Regions from separate parts of the Homo sapiens genome. Here region 2 is linked to region 1. A link is a loop called in an ENCODE intact Hi-C map of the cell type or tissue named here. Cell type or tissue: endothelial cell of umbilical vein. All regions are shown on one strand. Links, peaks and the distances in the headings refer to the core of each region. The heading gives the core; the rest is flanking DNA. Region 1 overlaps COPS8-DT (COPS8 divergent transcript). Region 2 overlaps COPS8-DT (COPS8 divergent transcript).

Evidence for each region. Hi-C counts contacts between places; a loop is a spot of excess contacts. Peaks named below come from ENCODE experiments on the same cell type or tissue, not always from the same donor. Only the 100,000 strongest peaks of a DNase experiment are listed, where the experiment ranks them.
Region 2: a loop joins it to region 1, with 2.1 times the contacts of the local background. A loop is called at or near these places in 2 of 110 quality-filtered maps.

The regions. Positions count from the first base shown.
Region 1 is chr2:236,993,609-237,002,912 of GRCh38, reverse strand. All of the region lies in intron 1 of COPS8-DT (COPS8 divergent transcript), which reads left to right. Among named protein-coding and RNA genes, the nearest start is that of COPS8-DT, 88 kb to the left of the region's middle. In endothelial cell of umbilical vein, for the core only: no CTCF peak of the experiment used is centred there; DNase peaks (open chromatin) are centred at 3,992 and 4,492; H3K27ac peaks cover 2,052 bases.
Region 2 is chr2:236,943,578-236,952,881 of GRCh38, reverse strand. COPS8-DT (COPS8 divergent transcript) reads left to right here. Exons shown (of 3, transcript NR_187934.1): 2 at 1-261. Among named protein-coding and RNA genes, the nearest start is that of COPS8-DT, 140 kb to the left of the region's middle. In endothelial cell of umbilical vein, for the core only: no CTCF peak of the experiment used is centred there; DNase peaks (open chromatin) are centred at 5,801 and 7,271; H3K27ac peaks cover 1,314 bases.

The DNA.
Region 1 (9,304 bases), core at 957-8,956:
TTTACCATCTTCGTACCGCTGTCATGGTATATAGGTCTTGACAATGCTAACACATGCTTATCAGGGAGGTGGAGAGTATCCAACATGGGAGTAGAGTACCTGAGCCAGAGGAGGTGTTCCGCAAACAAGAACTATTCTTATCATCATCAGAATCCTTCCTTGCCACTCTTCCAGTTTTTACCAATTAATTACCCCGGTAAAAATACACCTCTCTCTCTCATCTTCTTTCTCTCCTCTGTCTGTTTCTTTTTTTTTTTTTCTAATGTTCTTGCAGCTGAACAGATTTTTTTATTTTTCAGTCTAATCATAGCAGTGCCCATTTGAATCCATATTGAAGCTATTGTTTCAAAACATTAGCCTGGCCCACAGATTGAATTTCAGATTTGGAACCCTTCTGTCACACAAAGCTTTTGATGAAATCAGTTGACTCTTTCTGGAATTATTCTGAAGCAGACCGAAAAGTGAACATGAAATGTCAAGTCATTGGACTGAAACTGAAATCTCATTTTAGTCAATGAAACCAGATGTCATGGCTATCCTGGAAAACCTTGATAAGCTGAACACATAGCGGAGCCTTGGTTACATCTCAAAGAAGGAACCCATGATGAGAAAAGCCAGTCTAAGTGATGGCACACTCCAGCAGCAGCCTGTGCAGGGGAAAACCATGGTGTTTAATCATGGGAATTCACACTTGGTGATGAGCCCGGAGGATGTCTAACCCAGAGCCATGGTGTATGAGGCTGCAAGGGCTACCATAACTCAGTTCCATTGACTGGGTGGCTTAAACCACAGATATTTACTGTCTCTCGGTTCTGGAGGCTGGAAGTCTGAGATCACTGTGTCTGTAGGCTTGGTTCCTTCTGAGACCTCTCTTCTTGGCTTGTAGACAGCCATCTCCTCCATGTACCTTCATGTGGTCTTCTTTCTGTTGAGTCTCTGTCCTAATCACTTCTTCGTATCAAGAGACTGGTCATGTAAATTAGGACTTACATGAATGACCTCATTTTAACCTAATTGCCTCTTTAAATAACCTGTCTCCAAATATGGTCACATTCTGAGGTACTGAGGATTAAGACTTCAGCAGATGAATTTGGGGAGGGCACAGTTCTGCCTATGACACATGGATTTCCTTGTCTCTCCTGGTGCTCCGTGGCCTGTTTGGTTTCTTGCAAGTTCTCTAACCTACAGAATTAAGTGACCTCTGGCTTGTAATGTGTTAATCAAATGGCCAATTGCCCTGATATTATAGTGGGGATGATTCAGTACTTTTCCCAAACTTTGAATCATTAGTGCATGAGACTTCACATTCTTAAGTTCTTTTCCTTTTTTTTGAGACAGAGTCTTGCTCTTTTGCCCAGGCTGGAGCACATTGGCACGATTTCAGCTCATTACAACCTCTGCCTCCCAGGTTCAAGTGATTCTCGTGCTTCAGCCTCCCCAGCAGCTGGGATTACAAGCATGTGCCACCATGCCTAGCTAATTTTTGTATTTTTTAGTAGAGATGGGTTTCACTATGTTGGCCAGGCTGGTCTTGAACTCTTGGCCTCAAGTGATCCACCTGCTTCAGCCTCCCAAAGTGCTGGGATTACAGGTGTGAGCCACCGCACCCATCCGGTTCTTTTCCTTTTCTTTCATTAATAATTACTTTAGGTAGTCTGTAATTTGAATTTACTTATTTTTCAAGGGAGTGTTTCTGAAACACAAGTTTGAGAACTAAATGTTTCTATATTTTGTATAATGTTTTATGGTTTATTAACACATTTTAAATACATATGTTTTGGACTCTGAAAAATAATGCAAACCTTGCCACTTCTGTATCTGTATTGATTTCAATTTCCTGGATTGAAGTGACAATAACATGGAGGGAGTTTTTTTTTTTTTTTTTCATTTTTCACATAGACCCAGAAGACGATGAGCAGGTAGCCCAATTTAACCTTTTGTTTTTTGAATGAAGCTAATAAGATTAAATGTTGGAAAACAAAAGATATTACATTTATTTAATAACAATGCAGGTCTAAAAATCCAGGCCAGTATTAAAAGCTGAGCAAAGAAAAACAACAGGAAAGTCAGGTGGATAAAATTGGCCAACACAGCTATAGACTCCAAAAGAGAGGACCTTGATTTGGAGCAACTAGAAAATGCCACCCTCTGAAAGAGAAGCTCACAGTGACCAATAGAAAATTAATGAGCTCAGGCACCTGTATATATACACCAGGAACTGAGTCATTTGCCAGCGTGCTCAGAGGTTCAGTAGTGTTTCCGGCGGTGTGTGCTGGAGAAGGTCACTTCTGTAAGGTAATACAGGGATTGAGGGTGCCTGAGTATGCAGACCTCTGTATATTGTTCCCCTTTCTTAGAGAGCTGAAATGCTCAATAATGCTTTAAATGCCCTGAGAGGCCCTACAAGGAAAACAAGCAAATCCAGGTTAATTTTATTTAACCTAGTGTTTTCTACAAGGGGTTTGACTCTAGGCCTCTCATTGTAGGACCACATTCACAGGAGGTTAGCGTAAGCCTCTCACATGCATTATCTCATTGAATTCCCTTATAGCGCTACACAATTTGCCACTGTTAGTACCCACATGTGATGAATAATGAAACAGAATCTAACAGCGATGAAATAAACTAACCTCAGGGAACAGTGAGTGCTGGAACCTGGGCTGACTCCCTGCAGCCTGCACAGAGGCTGTGTCCCACACACTCCCCACCCAGGCACACCAGCAGGCTCTTCTGAGCTGCCGCAGGAGCTGCCCAGTTCCCATGAGAGGTCCATCCCCTGGGTGGAGATAGAGAAACTGGGCATTCAGAGCCCAACAGCTCTCAAGTACTGTTCCTCTTAAGGCCACTCCCCAACCCCTCATCCTCTGGTTGGTGCTCACCAGTGGGTCAATGGTAGAAATTTTGTTTTCCAGATTGGTTTATCAACTTTGAGAGAAGAGTGTGCTTTGCAGACTGGCCTCTGTGAATGCATCATCCTCCTCACAATCTGAGCAGGGCTTCACAAGGTCACAAGGGAAGCACTAACTGTGGACGTTCGGGAAGGGTCGTACGTCATCGTGGGGGCTGTCTTGTGCACTGGGGATGCTTGCGAGCATCCCTGGCCTCCACCTACCGGAAGCCAGTAGCACCCCTCACCCTCCCCAACAGGTTGTGGTGACCAAAAATGTCTCCAGCCATTGCCAATGTCCCCTGGGGGGCAGAATTGCCTGGTGAGAATGACTTGAGTTAGAGCATTATGTTAATTCACACCCCCCATCCATTTGCATGTCTGTGAGCATGAATCAGGCCGCGGGAGCACCCCCCGGTCTTGGGTAAATAGAGAAACTTGGGATTCTGAAATTGCACAGTATTAGGCTGTTCTTGCATTGCTATAAAAAATACCTGAGACTGGATAATTTATAGAGAAAAGAGGTTTAATTGGCTCATGGATCCTCAGGCTGTACAGGAAGCATGATACTGGCATCTGCTCAGTTTCTGGGGAAGCCTCAGGAAACTTACAATCGTGGTGGAAGGTGAAGCGGGAGTACGCATGTCACACATCACATGGCAAAAGCAGGAGCACTTTTAAATGACCAGATTTTGCAAGAACTCACTCACTATCATGAGGATAGCACCAACGGAACGGCACTAAACTATTCGTGAGAAATCCACCCCATGATCCAGTCACCTCTCACCAGGCCCCACCTCCAGCACTGGGGATTACAATTCAACATGAGATTTAGACAAGGACAGAACCAAACCCCATCACATAGGAAGCTGAAACTTAGCGACTGAACCCCAGGGCACCTGGATCAGTCAGTGCCCCAGGAGGAACCAGAAGGCCCACTAGGACTGGGGAACTGAGGTAAGCCTAAGGATAATCAAGATAGCGCCAGCGGAGTTGAGGGACATCAACAAAGAATGATGCAGCATGCTGGGCTCAGCTCAGCTGGAAGTGATTGTCATCCCTGCACTTGCAGGGGCAGATGAGTAAGCAATTTCCCGAACCTGGAGAGTTGTATGGAAAGACTGCCCAAGCCAAGCTGTAGCCCTTAGGACAGAGACACAGCCTTCTGGAGCAACCTGGCATGGAGTGCCGGGGAGAAATGACTCCCTTCATACTCTTCCTCCTTCCTGTTTTTTGCTGTCTTCCTCCATTGGCCAAGGTGATAGAAAGCCAAAAGACAAGAGAGTGGCGAATGTGGAATACTCGCTCTCATTCTAGATCAGTTTTCTCCAAATTACTCACAAGCCATCCCAGCATCATTTATTGTGTGATTCTTTTCCCCAAATGGAGTGCTTATTTATTGTCTATTGAATTGTTATATAAAACAGTCTTATTTTTGTTGATTCTGTTATGCTACTCTATATATCTTTTAAAAAATGAGCTCCTCATTATTTCAATTATTTGCTTTGTGACATGGTTTAATATGTAATGGAACTAGCTGGACTAATTTTGCTGCCAAACTACAGTTTACCATTCCCCCTTCCTCCTTCTTTGTTTATTTTCCCATTGTGTGTCTTAAATGACTAACAGCCCAAACCTTTCTGATTGCAGTGGGCAGATTGCCTGAACCTTACTATAAATTTAGTACTCTTTAACACTTACCCAGGTTTTCTTTGATTTGCTTTCCTTTTCATTAAAAACAAAACATTCTTGAAAATTATTCCTCGGCATGTTTGCTAGAATGGTTTATTTCAGCTTGGATGTATGCATTTCTCTCCTTTCCAAATGGAAAATTCTATAAAACTAAAAAACAAGCATACCACACTCTTCCTTTTTTTAGACCAGTATTTCCAACAGTAGCCTCAGCTTTGTTTTGGTCTCCAGTTCTGTCCTAAGTCTCGTTTGAGCAGTGTTGCCTTCTTGAGACCTGATGCTTCACCCGGACACGCACCATTTGTTCAGTGTAAATGTTTTGTTTTTAATGAGAAAAATTTAGTCTCAATATCTGCAAGGAAAAGTAAGATTTTGGTATCCAACATTACTACTAATCCTTTGGGATGTGTAAAATGCACGACATCTGGGTACAATAAACAATAATATGGTCTAATAATGTTTTCATTGCTCAGCATCCTTTTAATAAGCTGTCCACAGGTTTTTTTAAAAAATGTCTTAAACAAATAATAACAAGGAAATTTCAGAACCACAGACATCATTAGCTTGTATTTCCTGAGAGTGATTCCGCAGAGTGAAATAGGGACATACACAGGTGAGATAAAATTTCTGGTTGAGAGAGACATTTATCATAGCACAGGGGGAAATGCCTAATGAGTTACACGAAAGCAAAACATCCAGACTCTTGCAATTTTGACTTCTGCTGCATCTTGAAGCAGGCGCTGTGGACTGAAGGAAGGGTCGTGATGATTAAGCTCCAACTGGAGCCAGTGGAACAATGTAAAAAATTTACCCTTCAATTTGGTTAACTTTCCTTTTTTTTTTTTTTTTAAGTACCTTTTGGTTTCACACAGCTTTAAAATGTACTAAATAACACTAGCAAGAATTCCACCAATGCAGCAATGAGACAAGACCATAATTTATCTGGGAAATTGACCAAAACAAAAATACATTACTGAAAAAGGTGAAGAATGGCTTCCCCTTTCTCTTTCTCTGTTGGCGGAGTGATTTTGTGTACTTGGCTCCAGCAGGGAAAACAAGCGTTGATAAATTAGGTGTTGCAAGCACCCTCCTGCCAGGTTAGCAGGCGGGACCTGTGGCATGCTTTCCCTCACTGGCTGTCACGCTCTCTCTCTCCTTGGGGACATCAGGAAGCTGTCCAGAAAAATAATTGCTTGACATGGTGGGTGGGTCAGGACCCTTTCCAAGCGACCTAGAAGAAAGAATAAAATATTACATTCAAATATCTGTCTAGCAAACATGCCTATATTTTGTATTTTCCATAATTCCACCATGCAAACAAGTCAGTTGATGTATTACCTTCGAACAGTGTAAGTGTTAAGGGGAATAAAAAGTAGAAATGTGTGGTCTCTTCCTTAAAGAGGTACAAGTAACAGAACATTTCTAATTTAAAATTAGCCAGTAATATGAGATATTGTTCGTGTTTATATGTGAATTAAATACTACAAAGAATATGACCTACTGGGGATACATCCCCCAAGCAGATCAGAGGACAGGCTCTGTGGCAACTCTGAAAGGAACCTGGCTCCAGGGGTCAGGAGCCTCTCAAGATCCTCAGCTGAGGGCTCAGGAACTAACACATCTCTCCACTGGAACACCCAGCAAACTGGAAATTGTGAGATATCTGAACAGCATCCATGGTTTTAAAGAAGGGACCAACCTGTACAAATACCTCCCTATGCTGACAGCCTGCCTCAGGAGCACAAGATAACTCTGAAATAACCAATTCACATTCTCAAAGAGATTTGAGGACATTCTTTAGAGAGAAAAGGGAGTAGTATAAACTGGGAAGGATGCTTCGTAAGTTTTGTTTTGTTTCTAATCAAGTAGTCAATAGTAGATTGGCTCCTCCAGAAAACTGAGTATTTATTACTTTTATAATCAGAAAAAAAGTGAAACGATTTGCATTTTGGATTTTAAGAAGAAAAGCATACAATTAGATACATCTCTGTGAAGATTTCAAAATTCCAGAAATACAGGCAACCTGCTGAAACAAAACAAAACAAAACAAAACAAAACAAAACAGGCATTTCACTTCTTTGCAGCAAGATATATCAGTCACAGTGGACCCGCAGCTTCTGAGTGTTGAGGGGACATCTGTGGCCCCAGCATCCAATCTTGCCAAGTATCGTCCCTTCCTGTGGCCACAATCACAACGATCTCAGGAAGGGCCCCTTCCCCCACTGTGAAAGTTGCCAGGAAAGATCTCCTGAGAACTGAGCAATGATCAAAATGTGGAAGGTAATAACAGGGAAGATTTGTATAAAATAAACCACATGAAATGGACATGAAGGAGTAAGTAAACATTGATAACAAGTTTATAAAACTCAATGCCTCAAGGCGGGCAGATCACCTGAGGTCAGGATTTCGAGACCAGCCTGGCCAACATGGCAAATCCCTGTGTCTACTAAAAGTACAAGAATTAGCTGGGTGTGGTGGCACGTGCCTGTAATCCCAGCTACTCAGAAGGCTGAGGCAGGAGAATCGCTTAAAAGTGGGAGGTGGAGGTTGCAGTGAGCCGAGATAGCGCCACTGCACTCCAGCCTGGGCAACAAAGGCGAGGCTCCGTCTCAAAAAATAATAATAATAATACTAAAAAGAAATGATCTGTAATGTAAAAATAGTTTAACGATAATCATCTGCAATTTAAATTCTCACTGACTTTACCAACAGCTTGGAAGGGAGATAGAGCAAAAGAAAAAAAAAACAATATAACATGCTACATGCTTTCATCCTACGTGAGAAAGGTAAAAGACCAATAACAGGCTACATGTTAACATCTCATCCTACATAAGAAAGCTAAAGGATGCAGTTTATACAAATGTTGATTTATATATATATATGTATATATATGCAAATCAAACTTAAGCATTACCGTTGTTAGTGAAGTAAACAGAAAATGCACAAATCATCAAGAAAAAAGAGAACAAGTACTGCCTGGCAATATGGCAAAAGGTAGGGAAGGAAATACATTGGAAGCATGAGGGAAACATAAATAAACATCATAAATTAAGATGACAGAATTAAGACCAAGCAAATCAGTTAATATGGCAAAGTAAATGTTTAAACTCTTCTGTTAAAAGACAACTCTTAGACTGAATAAAAGCAAGTATAAACTTTTATGTTCCTCTGAATGATCCTTTTAAAATGTAAGCATCCCTATAAAGGCAGGTTCTTGGAAAAAGAATTTCCTGGAAGTGCATGTCTTCTGACACCTAAAGGACAGAGAGAAAATGAGCAAAAGCCCATGAATTCACCCATCTGCTTTCACTCAGCCAGCATCTCCTGAATGACCCTGGACACTGCTTGGGTTGTGGAGAATACGAAGGTGAGCAAGACACTACGTCTGCTCTCGGGAGGTGCCATTCTGGAGAGGAGCACAGACGTGGGAAGAGGTGGTGACCCCATGAAGGACACATGCCGTGAGGGGAAGAATGGCAAGCACAGGGCCAGCCTCCCCCACCTCAAGCCAAGAAATCAGTTTGAAGCAGGATAGGGTCATTATATAATTGGTCATTTGTGTCTGTAGCTCTCATAGAAAAACTCAGATTAAATAACTAATCATGCCCACACACTCAAAATGTACCCCATTTTGTGTACATTTCAGTTGTTAATATTTTTTTTCAGCCGGGGTCACTTCCCTGTGTAGACGCACAGAGCCTGATTCTCCTGCACAGCTCTCCCGAGTGGGTGATGCTTGGGAACTGGTTGAACAGAAAAAGGCGCTGAGCTGCACAAGGGAACTTTTCCTACAGCAGCAGAGGAGTCAGAAGATGAAAATAAGGATACAGGAAATCACTGCACAGAGCAGGGAATTGAAGCATTACCCTGTCGGGGGCGGAGGTGGTCGTTGGAAGCGTGCAATTACTTTCAACTATTTTTATAACTGGTTAGCCGTCATGCCAGATCTGAGGCTTTCTTTAGTCAATAGCAGGGTTTTTACTAATTCTGTACATTTTCAGAGGCCTCAGAGACAATGTGAGACGATTGCAGCTTCTAACGTGTCTCACATCTGTGCAAGTGACTTAGCTTATTCCAGTTGGGGACTGGCTTAGGTTGGGCTCCCCCAGAAGCAGACCCCCAAACCAAGATGTGAGTGCAAGTCATGTATTTTAGAGGTGATCCTAGAGAGCCATGGCAAGTGAGTCGGGAAAGGGGTGGGGGAGGGTGGGAAACCAAGGCAGGGAGTTCTTGTAAGCAGGTCCCCACCACCCCCCCGCCCCGAGGGCATTCGGGCTCATCCGCTACATTCTGCTGGGGGAAGAGGAAGCTGGGTATTCACCCACTCGCTGCCTTCCATCATAGTTGAGAGCAGCCCTGGGATATTAACTCCCCAGCTTGGTCAGCCATGCCTGGCCCTGCAGCCATTGAACTCTTTCATGCAGCAGGCACAGGGGTTTGAAGGTCACAAGCCATGGGCATGTGTATGAATGGAGAGTACCTAGGTGATGCTGGTGGGGTGCTGGCAGCATCCATTAAACAGCTGTGCCTCCACTCTTCTCGCTATCCTCTGCTACTGCTTATCATTTCACATCTTTGTTAAATTAATGCTTGTATATATTTTTTAATTTTTAAAGATACTTTTATGTTGCTCAGGCTGGTCTCAAACTCCTGACTTCAAGTGATCCTCCTGTCTCAGCCTCCCAAAATGCTGGAATTACAGGCATGAGCCACTGCACCTGGCCA
Region 2 (9,304 bases), core at 881-8,880, 50 kb after region 1:
AACACACAGCCTCAGCAGCGCCTGGAAGCTTTTCCAAGCCTCCTTATTGTCATCCCTCCCTCCCCAGGGGTAGCTGCGATCACTGTAGCTTTGGTCTGAACTATATATAAATGCAATCATGCCACGTTATGTTTCTGAGACTCACCCACACCCTGGCAAGCCATTGCAGTTTGTTTATTCTCAATGTTCTACAAGCAGCAGTCCCCAAGCTTTTTGGCACCGGGGACCAGTCTCATGGAGGACGATTTTTCCGCAGACCAGGTGGGGATGGTTTTGGAATGATTCAAGCACATTCCATTTATTGTGCACTTTATTTCTATTACTGTTGCATTGTAATATATAATGAAATAATTATATAACTCACCATAATGTAGAATCAGTGGGAACCCTGAGCTTGTTTTCCCCCATCTAGATGGTTTCATCTAGGGGTGGGGGGATGAAAGACAGTGACAGATTATCAGGTATTAGATTCTCATAAGAAGCTTGCAACCTGGATTCTTCGCATGCTTAGTTCACAGTAGGGTTCACGCTCCTATGAGAATCTAATGCTGCCACAGAACTGACAGGAGGCAGAGCTCAGATGGTAATGCTCACTTGCCCACTGCTCACCTCCTGCTGTGCAGCCCTGTTCCTTACAGGCCATGGACTGGTACCACACAACTATTTGGCCATAGCTACAAAAGCTGATTACAGGTGTAATTACAGATTACATCACTATTACATAGCCTACAAAGAGGTTTAATTGGACTTATAAGTCCACATGACTAGGGAAGCTTCACAATCATGGCGGAAGGCAAGGAGGAGCAAGTCACATCTTACATGGAGGGCAGCAGGCAAAGAGAGAGCTTGTGCAGGGAGACTCATTTTTCAAAACCATCAGATCTTGTGAGACTTATTCACTATCATAAGAACAGTGTGGGAATTACAAATTACATAGCTATGTAGTTACAAATTACATAGCTAATTACACCTGTAATCAACTTTTGTAGCTATGGCCAAATAGTTTTCCCAAGTGGTTGCACCAATTTACACTCCCACCAACAGTACATGATCCTGCTGGCAGCTCAATCTACATTCTTATTAACTGCATTAGTCCATTTTCACGTTGCTGATAAAGACATACCTGAGACTGGGCAATTTACAAAAGAAAGAGGTTTAATTGGACTCACAGTGTGTGACTGGGGAAGCCTCACAATCATGGTGGAAGGCAAGGAGGAGCAAGTCACGTCTTATGTGGATGGCAGCAGGCAAAGAGAGAGCTTGTGCAGGGAGACTACCATTTTTCAAAACCATCAGATCTTGTGAGACTTATTCACTCTCATGGAACAGCATGGGAAAGACCTGCCCCCACAATTCAATTACCTCGCACCAGGTACCTCCCACAACACATGGGAATTCAAGATGAGATTTGGGTGGGGACACAGCCAAACCATATCATCGACCCTTTGTTTTTCCCCATCTTTTTCATTTTAGCCATTCTTTTCATGTGTATTAGACATTTGGATAGCCTCATTTGTGAAATGTCTCATTTTTTCTACTAGGCTTTTCATCTCTTTATTGATCTAAAACATTTTTAATATATTAGACATATGTATTGCAAATCTCTTCTTCTACTGTGGAAGTGGCTTTCATTTCTATTCATTTCAGACTGTTTTAATGCTATCTTATTTCTTTCTTTATGATTCAGCACTCTTTGTGTCCTGCTTAAGAACTCTTTGTCTATTTCATGTTCATTAAAATGTGATTTTTTTCTACAGTCTTCATTATTTTTCCTTTAACATTTAAATTTATAATAAATCTGGGTGTGATTTTTATACAGTGCATTTTTCTTCCCAAGATATCCAGTTGTCTCAGCATCTTTCCAGTCTTTTGCTAAAAATATTTATACAATGTTATAATATGTTATGAATATATATGCATGTTTACTTATTAAGAAATATTAAATTCATATAGAATATTTTAATATTTCATTTAAAATTAATATTGACTAATTGTCAGTGAAATCTACCAAAACATTATTTTTAGTATCTGTATTATATCCCATTTTATGGAATTTAGCCATCCAAATGCTATTAGACATTAAAATTGTTGCCAGATTTTCACACGTAAGAAACCATCCCAACTACTCAGAAGGCTGAGGTAGGAGAATTGTGTGAACCCAGGAGGTGGAGGTTGCAGTGAGCTGAGATCACACCATCGCACTCCAGCCTGGGCAATAAGAGTGAAACTCCATTACAAAAAAAAAAAAAAAAAGAAAGAAAGAGAAAAAAGAAAAAAAAAACACCATTGTAAAAAGCTAGGTATAAATATTTCAATGAGTGTACTCAGGATAGATTCCTAGAAGAATTGATCCAAACGAACATCATAAGGCCTCTGATCATAATTGCCAAATTGCTTTCTGGGAGGTTTCTTAAAACTTAGAATTCTATAAAAACTGAGACTACTTTTCTTTCCCCATGTCACCACAGATTTGCTAACATTAATGATTATCATTAAAATCTTTAGACAATTATACAGAAAGTAAATTACATGTTGATGTGGAATTTGGTTTTCTTTCAAAATTAAATTGAAATGCTTTATGTTAACCATTTTTATTTCATCTGCAGAGAACAGTCTGTTTAATCATCACCTTTTACATTAAACACATTACCGTTCTTTTTATTGCTTTGTCTGAGCTTTATATAAAAGGTAGAAACCAGTCATGTTTAATATAGATTATTCCCAAATACACTGATTGTCTTTAAAAGTTGCCCACTTATATAGGAGTTTCATATTTTTATGTAGCTGAGCCTCTCAACCTTCATTTTATTATTTCTTCCATTACTTTTAATCTTAAATAGCTTGGATCAAGTATTGACTTCTATGGAACATTTTTGCATTTCATTCCTTTTTCTATCTGAACTTATTCTGCTACTTTGATGTAAGATATGGATGAATCTAAATTACATCTTCTCCCCATCCCCAGATACCTAGCTAGTTTTCCCAGCAGCTATTAGTATCTCCCAGTAGCCCAGGAATGCTGTGAATAACGCTGTGTCTTCTTAGCTGCTGCTGCTGCTAAGAATTCCTCTTAGGTGCAGAACCAACATTGGGAGAGTCCCCTGAGAATTGTCGTGTAAAAGATGAGCCACTGGAACGCAGCTCAACCCTGCAACAGAGGCCCCAGAGGAGGCAAGAGCTGCTCCGCCATTCCAATGAAGGAATCTACCGCTTTTGGGGAAAGTTAGGGAGAATGAGGAAGACGTGGTGGTGGTGGTGGGGGTGGGGCGGGGAGGCGGTGGTAAAGAGGAAGAATGGAAGAGTCAGAGACATGAAAAGACGCTGGACAAGCAGAAGCGTCAGTGAAGCTTGCTGGTCTTGGGGCAGTTACGTGGACAGCGCGGGTCAATGTTCGCAGGTGTTACTCAGTTCTTACTGCAATTCCTTACATTTTGGCTATGAAAACCCCTTCTGTCACACTTCTGTTTCCCCAGACTCCAGACTGTGCTCAAAAGGACTTTGCCTGAGTTTGCATGTGTTTTGTGAGGCTCCGAGAGGTGCAGCATTCACATGTGTGCTGTGTGCACACAGAGCAGAAGCCGGGCTGCGGGGGCTGCGGAGTTGTCCCTTGGGCTTGTAGGGGCCTTGGGCAGGGCTCAGGCTGTCGCAGGCCAGGGACTTCAGCATGAGGTGGAGCTAAGCCTGGCCCACATCCGGATTCATTTTGCTGGCCTTGTTGCTTTGCCATTCATTTTGGTTTCTTCTTTTATCACCAGGGCTGATATTTTGAGTTCTATTGGAAGTCTAAATATTGAGGCTTCTTGTATTAAAAATGCAGTCAGTTCTCTGTCTCTCTCTCTCCTTTTACTGTCTTCATCGTTTTTAGGTGCACATTTTAGTGTCATTAAGAACATTTACATTTTTGTGCAACCACACCACCGGATATCCAGAAATTTTTCATCTTCTCAAACTGAGACTCTGCACCCATTAAACACTAACTCCCGATTTACCCCTCTCCCCAACCCCTTGAAACCACCATTCTACTTAATAGCTCTATGAATTTGACTACTCTAGGGACCTCATATAAGTGGAATCATACAATATTCATATATTTGTGACTGGATTATTTCATTTGGCGTAATGTCCTCAAGGTTTATCCATGTTGCAGCATGTGTCAGAATTTCACTTATGTATTTATTTATTTATTTATTTATTTACTTACTTACTTACTGAGACGGAGTCTTGCTCCATCTCCCAGGCTGGAGTGCAGTGGCACAATCTCGGCTCACTGCAACCTCTGCCTCCCAGGTTCAAGCAATTCTCCTGCCTCAGCCTCCCAAGTAGCTGGGACTACAGGCGTGCATCACCATGCCCAGCTAATTTTTGTACTTTTAGTAAAGATGGGATTTCACCATATTGGCCAGGCTGGTCTCGAACTCCTGACCTCAGGTGATCTTCCCGACTTGGCCTCCCAGAGTACTGGGATTACAGGCATGAACCAATGCACCCGGCTTCATTCCTTTCCATTTTAATACTTAATAATGTTCCACTGTGTGGAGAGACCCCATGTCGTCCATCCATTCATCCATCCAGGGACACGTGGGTTGCTTCCAGCTTTTCTCTATTATAAATAACGCTGCTATCAGACCGCTCTTTGTATCCTTAAAATCAAAACAGCAGCCCACACTGGGGGGCTCATGGGGAGAAAACCACATGGCACTCCATACTGTGGGGTCTGTCCCGTGACTCTCAAGCCCTTGGGTCTCCTTCGAAAAGATGGACCTAGTCCCAGCGTGGGGGTCATTATGGAAGAGCACGATGACACAAAGGAATGCCGTGACTTGATACAGCCCCTCATCCCACCAGCATAGGAGGAGGCGAGAGGAGCCTGACCTGCCCTGCCCTCCTGCCTGAAAGCCGCACCCTGGCCTGGGTGAGCCCTAACCTAATCCTTTCACTCAGTTATTTCCAGAAATGTGAGGGCCCAGCTGACCCAGTCCCTCTCTTTGTATCTAGATTTTCTTTTTTCAGTGGGCTCCAAAGAGAGATAACTTTCCTAAAACACAGTACAGTGATGGTAGGAGAGACCGCCTACCCGAGCCAGGTGGCTTCCTTTCTCTCGGGTGCTTTCAGTGGAAAGGGGCCCACCTTGTGTTTTGTGAACATAGAATCCTCTAAGATTGTGGAAGTTAGCCTCTGAGATACAGAGCTTATTATACATGAGTCCTTCATTATTCTGGGTATATCAGACACAAATATAAATGAGAATCCCTGCCCTGGAGGAGATCACTGTGCACCACTGGGGAAACACACACAGTGAAATGATCAGTGTACATTGTGATAAAACCCCAGATGGAGTCACAAATAGCTTTGCACATGGTACAGCTTGGGCCTTTTGGCTGTAGTTTCAGAAAAGGGTATGACAAGGAACGTTACCTTAACAACTAGCCTCGTTTTCAAGATGAGCACATGAGGCCCAAGGAGATGAATTGATGATCTAAAAACATAAGCTGAGTCGTGGCAGACCCAGGGCCAGAATGCAGGCATCACTCCAGGTCTAGTCTCACCTGAACTAGGTGGCCCACTTCTGGGCTCCAGCTTAAAGGTGGTCTTGGGCTTGCTGGGTTTTGAAAAGAGAGGCTGAGCTGTGGAATTTCAGTTAGAAATCCCATTCTTCCTCTATCTCATTCCCTGCTGAAATGACACACTGTTTAACACTCACCCTTCCTGAAGCATGTGAATTCTATCTCATATCCTGCGGGACAATAGCTGGAGTGTGGCTGCAAGATTACCACGTGGTCAGTTTCCATAAACAACATCCATCAGCCTTGCTCCATCCTGCCATGTGGGGTTAGCACCAGCTGACCCCAGGGAAATTTGCTTATCAATCTGGGCTTGTAACATTCAACAGACAGGACTGTAGTTACATTCAGAAGTGTTCTTGCTCCGTGGGAATGTTCTCTGGTTTCTCACTGTGCCTGTGTCCTGTCTGAGGCCTTCCGATGGACATATGTGCTTCTACCTGCCTGGCATCCCTTCCCACTTCTCCTAGTAATAGGACCTTGATGTTCCTTTAGGGACCCACCGTCTCCCATTTCCACCACCACTCTGAATGCATCCAACATCCAAAACTGGGAACAGGGCCCAGACCAGACCAATTAGATTCTCTTGAACATTTGAACATCAAACTGAGGGGTTCAAGGTCAGAAATTGGCTGGGGCTTGTTTGCTGTGAGAACTGAGCCCTGAAGAGACCACCTGGCTACACAGTAGTTCTTGCACCCAGAGCCCCCTCCAGCTGCTTGGTTCTTAGCTGTCTTTCTATTTTGTGACAGATTCTATATTTTTTTCTATATAATACTATTTTGCTTCAATTAGCCAGAGTCTACGTCTGTTGTTTGCAACTGCAGAACCCTGACTGACCAGGGTTGAAACTGAGTAGGCAGATGAAGGGCTCCAGATGAGCGTCAACCAGGAAGGAGTGAAGGGAGAAGTTAAAGGGAGAGGAGTCGGCAATGGTGATGAAACCTCGGTCCAATGCCAGTGAGGAGCCCTAGACAGAATAGATCTCAAAGAAATAAAGAAGAGGTAGACAGGAGGGAATGGTTGTATGGCTTGTAAATGGAGCTCTGTCAAGGGATGGAGAGATTGAGTTATCGGTGGAAAGGTTCCTGGAGATGAGGGGTCGTGGAAATATGAGGCCCAGGAATTAAGGGCTCTGCCATCCTGCAGCTCAAAATCCCTAAGGAAGATGCTGGGAGAAGAAAACGATGACCCAGAAAGTGGAACTGTGGGAATTTGCCCAAAGTGGACCCTTGGCAGTCCTCATACAGTTACCACATGTGGACTAGATTAGGACATCTTTGAACTCACTTTCTCCAAGGGGTTTACTCTCCTGCACTTCGGTCCACATGGATAAGACTGCCCAGGGTACATGTCCAACTGGGAATTTACATGGCCGCAAGTACTGAGGGCAGATGTGTGCTCTGACTATGAGGGTACTTTTCGGAACAGAGTTCCTTGTGACCTCTCTCCTCCTCCCAGGATGAGGTAGGCCAGGCAGGCACATGCAAAGTCCTCACAGACTCATTTCCTCCCCTATATCCCCAGGGCTGAGCTATAGCTGGCTACAACGCAATTTGGCTTTATAATGAATGAAGTTCATATCCCAAGTGACAAGGCCTTTCCTAGCCCTGCTCTCTGGTGAAGTGTCCAGGGTTCTAAACGCTGACATCCATCCTTTCTTTCCTGCTTCCTGCCGTGGGCCCTTTTCCCACAGCTGGGTTGGAAACTATCCTGGCTCCCCAGGCACCCTGGGCAGGCTGGAGCTCCCCTTGCTTTGATTAATCCCCTGCCAAGGAATGACCCTAGCCCAGACCTTCAACCTCAGGCTCTGTTCCTCAATGGGCAATAGTACCTCTTTACTCTGGACTGCTGCCACCTACAGTATGTGAAATGGGGTTTTCCAACAATTATTTTAAAAGCAGTCCAGGAGAAATGCCAGTGAACCAGAAGTGTGGTTAAACTTACAGGAGAAATAGGTTTCTAACCATTTCTGGGTCATTGACCCCTTTGAAAATACTATGGAAGCTGTGAACACTTAAAAAATCACACAAATTGTTCCCCACAATTTCAGGGGGTTCCTGGAATCTCCTAATTGCACACGTTGACTGTATCCAAGGTTCAGAGCCACCTTCAGACCCATGAAGTCCCCCACCCTGTCCCCAGGGTTTCAAATGTGTCCCAACTCTCCTGCAGGAGGTGGCCAGAGTGTGCACCCACCTGCTGGACTCCAGAGTGTGCACCCACGTGCTGGGCCCCAGAGTGTGCACCTGTGTGCTGGACTCCAGAGTGTGCACCCATGTGCTGGGCTCCGGAGGCTGCCCCCAGATCCCTGAGTCTGTAATGTTTCAATGAAAGAGATTGAAGATCCCAAAGAGCTGTGAATGTCACGTGGGAATCATAGCAGATGGCGAGGGGGCCACTCTCCTATGTCACTTATCACCTCTAAGTGGGACCTCATATCCAGCCCCTGGCCCTGAGAAGAGCCCTCTACAGGCCTGTGGTGGCCGCCGTAGCCCGGGTGTGGGCTGGGACTGGGGCAGACCTGAATTTGAGCAAGAAGCTCCTCACAACTCTGACAAGTCCCCATCCTCTCATGTAAAGGAAAATGATCCTGAGCTGGAGGAGCCCTGGGACTCCAGCCTAGCACCATCATGCCCCAGAATCAATGACAGAGAAGAAGCATCCTTGGGCAGGGGCTCCAGGAATGCCTGGTCTCCCAAGAGGGTGGGCACTGGAGCATGGGGCGGGTTTGTTAGGAGCCCACCTGCCAGCATCACGTCTCTGCTGGCTCCTAATGTGGCTGCCAGTCACTCCTACAACCAGGAGATGGCTTGGGGTCAAGTCTGGGCTCTTCCAGGGACACAAGCCAGTGACCCATCTTCCACTCATCTCTCTGTTGCAGAACACCATATTTCCCACTGGAGCCAGGGCCCTGTAGTCCCCACTGAGCCAACCAGCCCCTACCTGCTCACTCCCAGCCCTCACAAACCCAGCACATCCTACGCTCACACCTCTGTCCCTTTCTCTTCATAACCCAGCACAACAATCAGCACGTGGAATTCTTACCTGCAGGACTTCTGTTCATACCTGTTCAGCTTCCATACCATCCCCTCCCCCAGCCCACACCAAGCAGGCAGGGGGCAGAGCCAGTTAGAGGAACCTGGGAGTGACTTCTGGCTCTTTCCTCTCTGCCTCACTCCCCTTTCCAACTTATCCTGCACACCACTGCCTCATGATATTGTACAGTGCAAATCAAGACCTGCCACTCTGGCTCAAAACCTTCCCCTGGCCAGACCCCTCTCTCCCACCACTACCCAGTTAATGTCTGAATGCCTTGAGCCAGCTTACAAGGCATCCATGAAATTGACCTTGTCCCACTGTCAGCACATCTGTCCTGCCCTCCTGTGACTCCCGGAGTCTTTGCTGCAGCCACCTCAAACCAGCTGTGTGTCCTGAGCATATTATTCTGGAATCCCATCCTCTTATCCTCTGTTCCTCCCCACCGTTCGGTAATCCTCCATCCATCCTCAGTCTACCCTGGAGGGTGGCCACTGATTGGGCCCCTTCTCTGACTCACCCACATAAGAGCAGGTGCTTCTGACTCTTGGCTGTCTGAGTGTCATCCCCAGGGGAGCCCTTTCATCCTGATGCTTGGCACTGGGAACCATCTGCTTTAAACTACAATATCATCTCATCTTTGAGATTGAATCTTTTCATTTTAGTGTCAAGAGGCACATTGTCCATGCCTAAAGTGCTCAACA